2 separate regions of the Homo sapiens genome follow, and region 1 is linked to region 2. The links are chromatin contacts, found by Hi-C or POLR2A ChIA-PET in ENCODE. All regions are on one chromosome and are shown on one strand. Each heading gives the region's core, a stretch centred on a gene start or an enhancer-like site at or near the end of the contact. The rest is flanking DNA. Distances are from core to core; before and after follow the strand shown. Region 1 has its middle 42 kb from the start of MYCNOS. Region 2 holds the start of MYCNOS (MYCN opposite strand).

Evidence for each region. Hi-C counts contacts between places; a loop is a spot of excess contacts on that map. ChIA-PET counts read pairs that join two places held with the same protein, here RNA polymerase II (POLR2A). Pooled maps may share reads with other maps.
Region 1: a map of dorsolateral prefrontal cortex shows a loop between it and region 2 (7-fold over the local background). The contact joins the enhancer-like site here to the promoter of MYCNOS in region 2. A Hi-C loop is called at or near these places in 10 of 168 maps with a recorded cell type or tissue (Caco-2, Calu3, dorsolateral prefrontal cortex and 5 more) and 4 of 50 pooled maps. POLR2A ChIA-PET finds 5 or more read pairs at or near these places in 7 of 52 experiments (H1, SK-N-SH, WTC11 and 2 more).

Annotation. Positions count from the first base shown.
Region 1 is chr2:15,981,505-15,986,653 of GRCh38, reverse strand. No RefSeq gene overlaps it. Among named protein-coding and RNA genes, the nearest start is that of MYCNOS, 42 kb to the right of the region's middle. Within about 2 kb of position 2,218, at least 2 of the 41 ENCODE cell types and tissues checked have a DNase peak (open chromatin) inside an H3K27ac peak, as active enhancers do; they include dorsolateral prefrontal cortex, where a contact is called at or near this core.
Region 2 is chr2:15,938,640-15,943,781 of GRCh38, reverse strand. MYCNOS (MYCN opposite strand) reads left to right here and starts at 2,097. Exons shown (of 4, transcript NR_110230.2): 1 at 2,097-2,250; 2 at 2,685-2,808; 3 at 5,057-5,142. MYCN (MYCN proto-oncogene, bHLH transcription factor) reads right to left here and starts at 3,232. Exons shown (of 3, transcript NM_005378.6): 1 at 3,039-3,232; 2 at 928-1,834. The coding sequence starts at 1,717. RefSeq lists enhancers at 3,104-3,634, 4,679-5,142.

The DNA.
Region 1 (5,149 bases), core at 969-3,468, 43 kb before region 2:
CTTGCAAGTGACAGGTCTTAGATCCGGAGGGCCTGGAGGGATGTACATCTTAGAGGCTGAAGGGAAATGCCCAGGCTCAGTGCAGGCACAGGGCAGAATCTGACCAGGAAACAGCTGCAGTACAGACAAAGGGGCCTTGGCAAGGCTAGGCCCTCCCAAACTGTGCCATGATTCCCAGGGCTGGCCCTGACAGGTATGTAATAGATGATCATTGAGTCAATGGGGAACAGGGGTGAGTTTACACAGAACTCAGTTTGCATTCGGCAGGAATTCCTACGGAAACAGTGGTGAGGGATCAGGACATGAGGGAAACGCTGGGCAGATGTTTTCAGTTCAGGGCCGGGGGCTTTCAGGAAAGCACAGCAGACAGACAGCAAGTTCACCTCTGCGGGGGAGGAAGGGAGAGATGCGGCTGCAGGCCGGGGCCATCTGGCCCTTTGCTCCCAGGTTTTCAGACCAGCTTCTAGTAACCTGTCAATCACGGCTCAGCCCTGGGCTGAGTGCTGATGGCAAAGTTCAGAGAAGAAATATCCTTAACTTCCCAAAGGTAATGCACGCACACACACATCCACAGACACACAGATACATAGACACACATACATATACACAGAGACACACATACAGACACACACAGACACACATGGAGACACACATACATAGACACACAGAGACACACACAGAGGCACACAGGCACACACATGGAGACATACAGAGAAACACACACACAGATGCACACACACAAACACACAGGCACGCTATGCACGCATATACAGACACACATACACAGACACACACACAGACACACACGTACACACAAAGGCACATATACACAGGCACACACATAGACATACACAGAGACACACAGACACATGCAGAGACACATACTCAGAGACACACACAGACCACACACAGACCCACACACTCACACACACAGACACACATGGAGACACGCATACAGACACACACAAGCACACATACACACACGGAGACACACATACAGAGATACACAGAGAAATACACAGACACAGGCACACAGACACACACAGGCACACACAGACACACAGGCACACCGACACACACGGAGCCACACAGACACACACACACACAAAGACATGCAGACACACAGACACACACGAAGACACATGCAGAGACACACAGAGAAACACACACAGACACGCAGGCACACATACAGAGACACACACAGGCACACTGTACACATATACAGACACACACAGAAAGACACATACATACACACACAGGCACATATACATAGCACACACATAGACATACACAGAGACACACAGACACATGCACATAGACACATACTCAGAGACACACACACACAGAGACACACACAGAGACACACACAGAAACACAGGCTCACACTCACAGAGTCCAGGCCTGTCTGGAGAAGCACTAGGAGAAAGACACGGGGGGAAGGAGAGGCCGAGATAAAGTGAGGAGGGGAGCGATCTGGAAAAGCAAGGAGAGGGTGAGGAGCGGGATAGGGATCACAGTCCCCGAGCTTGGGCTGAGGCCAGGCCCAGTCTTGAAAGGGGCCCAATAGGGCAGCCCAGTGCCAGACAGGACTCGGTCTGACAGAGACCTGTCCTTGCGCAGCCTGGGGTTTGCTCTGAGGTTTTGTGGGTCTAAGCTATCTCTGAGGTCACCCCCATACGCATCATTTATTCGCGTCTGTGAGTGCTTTGGACATTCATGGCTCCGCAGTCGGCGCAGGACCGAGGCCCCCACGGACAGAGCTGTCAGGTAGGGCAGACCGGGCGCTGGGGCTGGAACGTTCCAGAGGCTCTGGCAAGGCATTCCAGGAAGGGAACGTTCACTTCAGAAAGGGCCTCATGGGGGCCTCTTAACCCCCAGTGCCTGCGCTCGCCCAGAGACTGGCAGGCCAGGGCAGCAGCCGGCCGGGACTGTCTCTCCGGGCTGCAGACAGCCTGGCTCCAGGCCCACCTCCCGGTGCCCTCGGCCTGACATCTTCTGGGCAGAGCCACCATGCCCAGGGAGCCGTGTGGATGGTGTTAGTAAACACGCTTTCTTGCGCCCAGCCTGGCAGGGCCTGTGGGCAGCGGGAGGGCAAGGCGCTGGCAGCTCCCACGGCCGGGCAGGCGGGCGGGCAGGCAGACAGGCGGGCAGGCCGCCCCGCACAGCCCAGCCAAGGCCCAGAACAGAGCAGCTGCTCCCGTCGCCATGGAGACGGGGACTGAACAATGAGCATCCAGAAATGCAGCATGGCCGCCTGGCACTGCGGCCCACACTCCCACCAGGCCCTCACACCTACACACAGGCACGCACATGCATGCATGCACACACACACACGTGAACACACATGCATGCACTCACACAGTCTCGGCCTCCCTGCTGGAGAAGCAAGAGGGAGAAGGAGAGGGAAATGGGGAGAGGGAGAGAGTGCGGAGAGGAGGAAAGGGGAAAGAGTGAAGAGGAGAGCAAGGGAGATCACAGCTTCATTGTTGCAAAGTTGAGCAAAAATCTCACCCTTTGATTCTAGCTAAAAATACGTTTTGCAAAACTTGCCAGCTTTTCAGAGGGTCATGTGGTGCCCTGGATTCTTGTGTAACAGGAGAGTGAAAGGGGGTTTCTAATTAGCAAAAGCATCTTGAATCAAATCACCTTCTACTTAGAGAGGGGTAGCTGAGAGCCCGACGGAGTTTTAAGTCCCAGGAAATTAGAAGAACACTTTCTTAAATGGATCTAAATCCCATGTAATTCCTCCTTGGAGATAATGCGAAGAGGAGGCCAACAGGTTTAGCCACAGTCTCGGAAATGGAGAGCCTGAAAGAGGCTTCATCTGGCCCCTTGGGAAGGCAGAGGGCAGCTGTGTCCAGAGGATTTGAAGAGACCTGGGGCAGGCTCAGGAGGGCAGCCCATGGGCATCTGGTTGTGGTGCTTGTGGGTGTCTTCTGAACACTTCCTTTGTGTGAGATACTGAGCAGGTCAGCCCCTGTCTTCCAGGGGCTCCCAGGACCCCAGCGGGGGAGGTGGCAGGGCCCCCGATGTGCACTGGGTAAGCGGGCACATCCCTATGTAGACACACTCTCCCGCTCACCAACCAGCCACCAGCCAGCCCTCAGCCCTATCCTCGTGTCTACAATGAAATCAGGTCTCGAGTCTCTGAGACTTCCAGGACCACTGTCCAAGGACTGGCAATTCCCATCCTAATTTCCATCAAGTGCTCAACCTGCAGGAAGTCGCTTGATTTCTCTTGGCTTTGCCTGGTTCCTTCCTGCTTCAGAGCAGGTGGGTGTCCTCCACAGGTGGCCAGACCCTTTTAGCAGAAAAAAATGGACTGCCTGCTGATTGACCTGATGGAGTGTAGGAGCTGGAAGGGACACTCTAAGGTTCTGGTGTCCACCTCCACCACTGGAGATCATAGCCAGTGACATTGTAGCTGGCACGGGAAATTCACAGTCTACACTCCAAGCAGCATGCGGGGAGAAGGCGTTCACCACTTTTCTGGGGATGGAGTTTAAAAAGCGAGACAGAGAGAGGAGGCAAGAGAATCAGAACACGTTGGAAAGGAAGAAGAGAAAAGGTAAGACTGAGATAAATCTCCTAAGCTGTGTCAAATACTAGCAGGTTCCAGCAACTGCATTCAACTACAGCTAAGAAGTACTGAACAGCCCTTCCTCAGCTTCCTGGCCTCTAAAATCGTAGGCCCCATGAAAGAGAAAACATAGTAGACAATTAAAAGAAGGAGTGAGTACTAGAACTGAGCCAAGCCCCCTCCTCAGCTCCCTGCTCCCCTTGCCTGCCCGGCATCCCTTGCTAGAAGGTTCTCAGAACTCCAGGAAGCCATCTGCACCGGCTCAGAAGTGGCAGAGGGGGAATTAAAACCACGAAAGGAAGGATCAGAGAGACTCTCTCCCCCTCAAGAGCCACTTTAGTAGATGAAAAAAGCCAGGCGATTTTAATCATCACAAATTGTCTGAGCCTCTGAATCCACCTTCTCTGAAGCAAGGGAGGCCTTCCCTGGTTGCTGACTGATGCTCTCCAGTGGTCTGGGCTCGGGGTGTGGCTGGAAACCTACCTTTGTCCCCCTCCTCACTTCCTGGATCCTTCTGCCTGTCCTCCCAGGTCCCTGGCCCAGTCCAGGCCAAAGCAGCCCAACCCTGCTTATCTAAGGAGATCTGACAAGACTCCAGCCCTCAGGGGTACGGCCGCTGGCAAAACATATGGTGCATCGTAAATAGGACTTCCTTTTAGGAAATGAGCTGCTGTAATTAAATCCCCATTCATTTTTTGTAACATACACACAGAGACAAATAGATCTTTATCCTTTAGAGGCACAGAAGAGAATGGCTTGTGGGGAACAGAGATTATCTGGCGCAGTAGACTCTTAAAAAAGACTTCCTAGATCCAGGTGGAATGAAAACTCCGAATTCATAAGCTCCATCGCTAGCCCAAGTGGGCGAGCAGCTCTACTTCCCCTCTCCAGGACCAGTGAGGGAGCCTTTTGAAATGGAAGAACGTATTTACCTGGAATCTGGGCCGAAGAGGCGATCACTTCTTCCCATCCCACAGTCCTGTGACAGAGCAAAGCTTAAATTAGATGTATTTCAATTGGTTTTCTCTGGATTGGGTTCAACCTGAATTGAGCCCACCTGTGAGCTATGTATTGGGCTAGGCACTGTGGAGGGATACAGGGAGCAGGTGGGACCCAGGGGACTCCTAGGGACCCAAGAGACACCTGAGGGACAAGGTGCTGACCTGCGCACAGCACCCAGTTCTACAGGAAGGGGAGCATGGGGGGGCGGCAGGTTGTTCCATTGGGGGTCTGGGAAGCCTTCATGGGGTTAACAGGAGAGCCGATCCTGGAGGGAAGAGTAGGATTTCCTGAACAGAGACTGGAGTGACAGCATCCAGGGAGATGGAACAGGACACAGAGCATGGTACTGAGGCCTGTCTGGTACTAGAGTCACAAGATTCATGGGAGATACGGGTGAGGAAAAGAAGGAGCTGGACGCCGGGCGCGGTGGCTCACGCCTGTAATCCCAGCACTTTGAGAGGCCAAGGCAGATGGATCACCTGAGGTCAGGAGTTCAAGACCAGCCTGACCAACATGGTGAAACCCTGTCTCTACTAAATACAAAAAATTAGCTGGGTATGGTGGCGC
Region 2 (5,142 bases), core at 848-3,347:
GTCCTCCCAGGATGTGAGCCTTCCTGGAGAGGCTGCTGAGTGCCTGCCCTCACCTTCAAGGGCACTGGGTTACAGATACAACTCACATCTCAAATTAGGCCTGGAATTCAGGCTGGAAGACAAAACTACAGCCAGTTTCCACTGCACACTGGAAAGAGGAGGCCCCCTGAGAATGTACACAACTGCTGTTGCACTTGCAGCCAGCTGCTGAATGGAGGGAGGGAGGGTGCCCCCACCACCCCCAGCCTTTCAGATCCCGGGCCCGCCTGCTGGCCTCGCATATCGCCGCCTGCTGGCCACGCACCAGGAGCAAATAGCCCACCACCCACCGAGGATGGGGGAAGGGAAAGGTACCGACATTTGAAAAAAAAAAAAAAAGAAAAAGAAAAAGAATAGAAAATCGGCTCTAGCCATCTGTGCAACCCTCCTATAAGTTCCTGCGCCTTAAACAGGGCTTTGCACAGCCCTTGAATCTTCTCGGGATGTCTTTCCCTCCCCTGACCTGGGCCAGAGAGTCCCTTTCACCCCTGCGCTAACAGGTTTCTGTCCAGGCAGTGCACCCAGCAACCCCCTAAACCCCCACCCGGTTTAGCCACCAACTTTCTCCAATTTTATTCCTCAGACTGCGCTGCAAAAGAGAGGTGGGGGACCGGGTGAGGGCCCGTGATGGCCTAGAGGAGGGCTCCCCAGGAGAGGGTGGAAGGAACTTTAGTGAAGGCGAGAATTGGAGAGCACCCCTTTTGCAACGGCATTCTCTCAGCCCCTTCTCTTTACCCCGAGGAGAGACTTGGGGGAAACAGGACCTCTCTGCCCCTAGCACTGCCTCCAAAATGCTCCCCAGGCCAAGACATACGAGCACTAACAAAGGGGACGCGACCCGGGGTCCAGTGCCCCAGGGAGGCAGCCGGACCCGAGTTCGGTCTTTACCTGAATCGCTCAGGGTGTCCTCTCCGGAGGTACTGAGGGCCTTGTGGTCGCCGCCGCTGGTCTGGCGGCCGCCTGGGCGCGGAGGGGCGACCCCCGGGGCCCCGGCTGGGGCGGCAATACCCGCCCCCGAGGCGACCGCAGGGCCCGCCGCCGGGGCACTGGCCGGGGCTGCGGGCACGGGCGCTGGCTCGCGCTTGTTCACGGGAAAGGGGAAGACCACGGCGGGATCCACGCACTCGGCGGCCGGGTGGGCGAGCTCGGCGGGCAGGGCGGCCCCGGCGCGGCCGGCTCCCGCAGCCCCGCCGTGCCCGCGACCCGCAGGGCTGGCGGCGCCGGCTCCCGGGGACTGGGCGGTGGAACCGGCGGTTGGCGGCCCGCGGCCGTGCTGCAGCTTCTCGCTCACGGCGCGCTCCAGCTTCTCGCGGGCGGAGAAGCCGCTCCACATGCAGTCCTGGAGGATGACCGGGTTGGGGGTGAGGCCACCCAGTCCCCCCAGGCCGAACGCGTCCTCCTCGGCCGGGCTGCCCCACAGCTCGTTCTCAAGCAGCATCTCCGTGACCCAGCTCGGGGGCTCGGAGCTGTGCTCCGCGAAGCCACGGCTGGGCGACAGCGGGGGCGTGGGCAGCAGCTCAAACTTCTTCCAGATGTCCTCCCCCGGGGGGGTCGAGTCGGGGCCGCCGAAGTAGAAGTCATCTTCGTCCGGGTAGAAGCAGGGCTGTAGCGAGTCAAACTCGAGGTCTGGGTTCTTGCAGATCATGCCCGGCATGGTGGACGTGGAGCAGCTCGGCATCGGCTCGCCTCCCGGCCGGCGACTGAGGGCTTCTTTCCGCCCCGTTCGTTTTAATACCGGGGGTGCTTCCTTCCCGTGGGGGGCGCGGAAGGCGGGGGCCGGCGCCGACCTCCAACACTGCAACCGACAGACACACCGGAGAGGGTGGGCAAACGGGGCAGACCGAGGGGATAGGCAATGGGCGCCCCCTCTAACCAGGTTCCCCAATCTTCCCTCCAAGCCCCCCACTCTGCCCACTGCTCCCGAAGGTGGAGGAAGTTGTGCCTCTCGCTCCCTCCCTCCCGCCCTCCTTTTGTGTACAAGCTGTCTACGACAGGGGGTGGGAGGGGGCATGCAGATGCAGGGGGTGGTGGCGAGGCTCCGCAACTTTGGAAACTGCCATTTCATTCACACAAGGCACTGCCTGGGGGAGGGGGCTGTTCCTGGCTGCAGAATTCTAGCTCTCACGAGCACGCAGACAACCGCACTCGCAGCGGTGTGGGGCCGGCTGCTCAGGGGAAGCCCCAGGCTCTCCGACCCAGCTACCGGGAATGGTATTTGGAGTACCTTCTACCCCCTTTGTAAAAATGCAACCTCAGGAGTGCAAATGATAGCAGGGGATTTAGAAAACTTTGCAAATAAAAAAAAGCCTTTCTCTAGACAGAGACCAACAACAGACACCCATATCCACAAATCCTTCCCCTCCCCAAATTTGAGCAAACGCCCCTCGGCATTCACCCGCTGCAGGGATACTCCTGCCAATAGCTTAATTGGAAGCTCTCTAAGCCCACCCCTGCTCTTCCAAACCCACGACAACGTCCTCTTCCAGGGAGGGAGAGGCTGAGCCCCTGTTCCCGGGAATGGCAGGGGCGCCCGCGCGAGGAGGGTCGCCGGGAGAGCCGCCTCTCCTCCAAGCTGGAGCAGCCGTGACCCAGATTGCGACCGCGGCGGCCTCGCCCTGCCTAATCCCCCCCTCTTCTTCCTCCAGGGGCACCCTTTGGAGAAGAACCCCAGCCTGGGGTGGGGACGCACCGGCTCTCCGACAGCTCAAACACAGACAGATCTTCTAGAGCCGAGGGAATTTCTTTTCGCAGAAGCCATTACTCCCCCCGGTAAGGGCTGCAAAAGGATTAGGGCGGGTCTCCTCTAGCCAGGATGCCTTCGGGGCTGGAACTGGCTTTTCTGGGAAAACCCAGAGATGGTTTTGTTTCGGAAGCAGAAACAGTCCCCCGGGCATATTAGGGCGCCCGGTGCGCACGTCGCAATCCCGTCCAGGGCTTGCCTTGCCCCGGCGCTCGTCGCTTCCCTGGGCGCCGGGCGGTTTGCAAGCCCTGCTCCTTACCTCCCGCCGACTGCAGGGGATCCGGAGGCGATTCTGCGCGGGTGTCTCCGGGTGGGCCGGGGGGGCGGGGGTGTCCTCGGATGGCTACAGTCTGTGCGCGCTTGCGCCTGGCTAGCGCTTGCTCGGCTCCAACACAGTTCCCAGGAGCCCCCCGCATCCACCCAGCGCGTCCAGACAGATGACTGTCACAGCCTGCGCTTTGAAGCTCGGGGGATATTATTAACTGAAAAATCTGACACACCCGGGGGGCGGGGAGAGAAGGGGGCTGTGGCGCAGACAAGGGGGAGGGAGAAAGGAGAGGAAAGCGGCTTTACCCCGCCCTCCTGATTTCCATAAAAATCAGGGGAGGCGCCAAGGCTTTCGCGCCAAAAGCCACTTGCTTTTCTTTGCAGAGAGAAGGCTGCAAAGCTGGGAAGCCCAGGGTGTGCTCCTCCCGCCCTTTTGGACCCCCGGGCTTGCACCGGCTGCACTCTGAGAACCAGCTGCGCGCGGAGCGGTGCAATGCAGCACCCACCCTGCGAGCCTGGCAATTGCTTGTCATTAAAAGAAAAAAAAATTACGGAGGGCTCCGGGGGTGTGTGTTGGGGAGGGGAGACCGATGCTTCTAACCCAGCCCCCGCTTTGACTGCGTGTTGTGCAGCTGAGCGCGAGGCCAACGTTGAGCAAGGCCTTGCAGGGAGGTTGCTCCTGTGTAATTACGAAAGAAGGCTAGTCCGAAGGTGCAAAATAGCAGGGAGAGGACGCGCCCCCTTAGGAACAAGACCTCTGGATGTTTCCAGTTTCAAATTGAAAGAAGAGGGGCGCCCCCCTTGTTTGAAAATAAATAAATAAATAAGTGCGAGCTACGAGGGTGGCGCCGCGGTGGTTTCTTCGGCCGAAGGCGACACCTCGCGGAGACTGAGCAGAAAGCGGAGCTGCCCGGCCTTGGCGCGGACCTGGAGTGCGGCCACTCCGCAGGTCTCCCGCCGCCCCCGCGGGACTGTCCACGCGTCCTCACCACTGCGGAGGAGGAGGCGGCCTGGCTCTGCTTCCTAGGGGGAATGGGCGTACGTTCCCTGCAGCCGTCCCCAGGGCTCCCAAGTTAACCTTTTCAAAGCCACCATTCTCCCCAGTTATGGGCAGGCGAATCTGATTTACCGAGATGGAAGTGCTGTCCACACCTCCTGAGACCCAGCCTCGGCTCAAACAGCTTGATTCCAAACTGTTGAAGGGAAAAAGGAAAGCTGCTGTCACTACTTCGTTTCTTTGTGCCTCAGTTTCCTCAATTGTGAAATGGAGTTCGTAGTGCCTCCTACCTGAGAGTTATGAAAGCTCTTATAAGTCCCCAGCCCATAATAGTTGTGTCAGCTATTATTATGATGATGACCACGACATGCTATTCTTCTGGGGAAAATAACACCCCTCTGTCCAGCAGCAGCATTGGCCCCTTCCCTTCCCGCCACCATCAAATCCTGGCTTTACTTCACTCTGGTCTAGCTTTTCTTACAGGTGTATTTGTTTGCAGGGGGTCAGACATTATTGCCCCTGCCCTCCAAACTCTCCAAAAACAACCCTGATCTCCTGGACAGCCCCCTTCACAACCAAATACACAGTGAGGTGGGATTTTGCCTTGAAAAACATTCCTTAGGCTTGTTTGGAGAGAGGGGAACCTGGCCCTGGGATTGGGGTGGGAAGGCTTCCCCGCCTCTCCCTACTTTTTTCTCCAAACTGGAAATGCCATTCTCCATCGCCCCCACCTCTTCACCTCACCATTGGATCTAGTTAAGGAGGAGGATGCTGAGGGTCAGGGGGCAACCCATAAAATGCTCACAGATTAGCATTTGTGAAGGCCTTTCCAGCCCTGACCCTGGACGCCTACAGAGCTCTAGGGAGAAAGATTCCCAGAGTTCTAGGAAGAGGCCCATGAATGCGGATGAGCAGCCCTTCCAAGCACCTTTATTATTGTTATTTCCCTCACAAATGTAAAAGCCTTCATCTTTGCAAAAGCCTTTTACAGCCCCACTTCTGCTTTTCCCTAGCCCCCTAATCGCCACCAAGCCCTCCTGCTGAATTCTCGCCTAGCATCCTGTCCTTTCCTGTCCAGCACTCACCTCCATTTGTAATG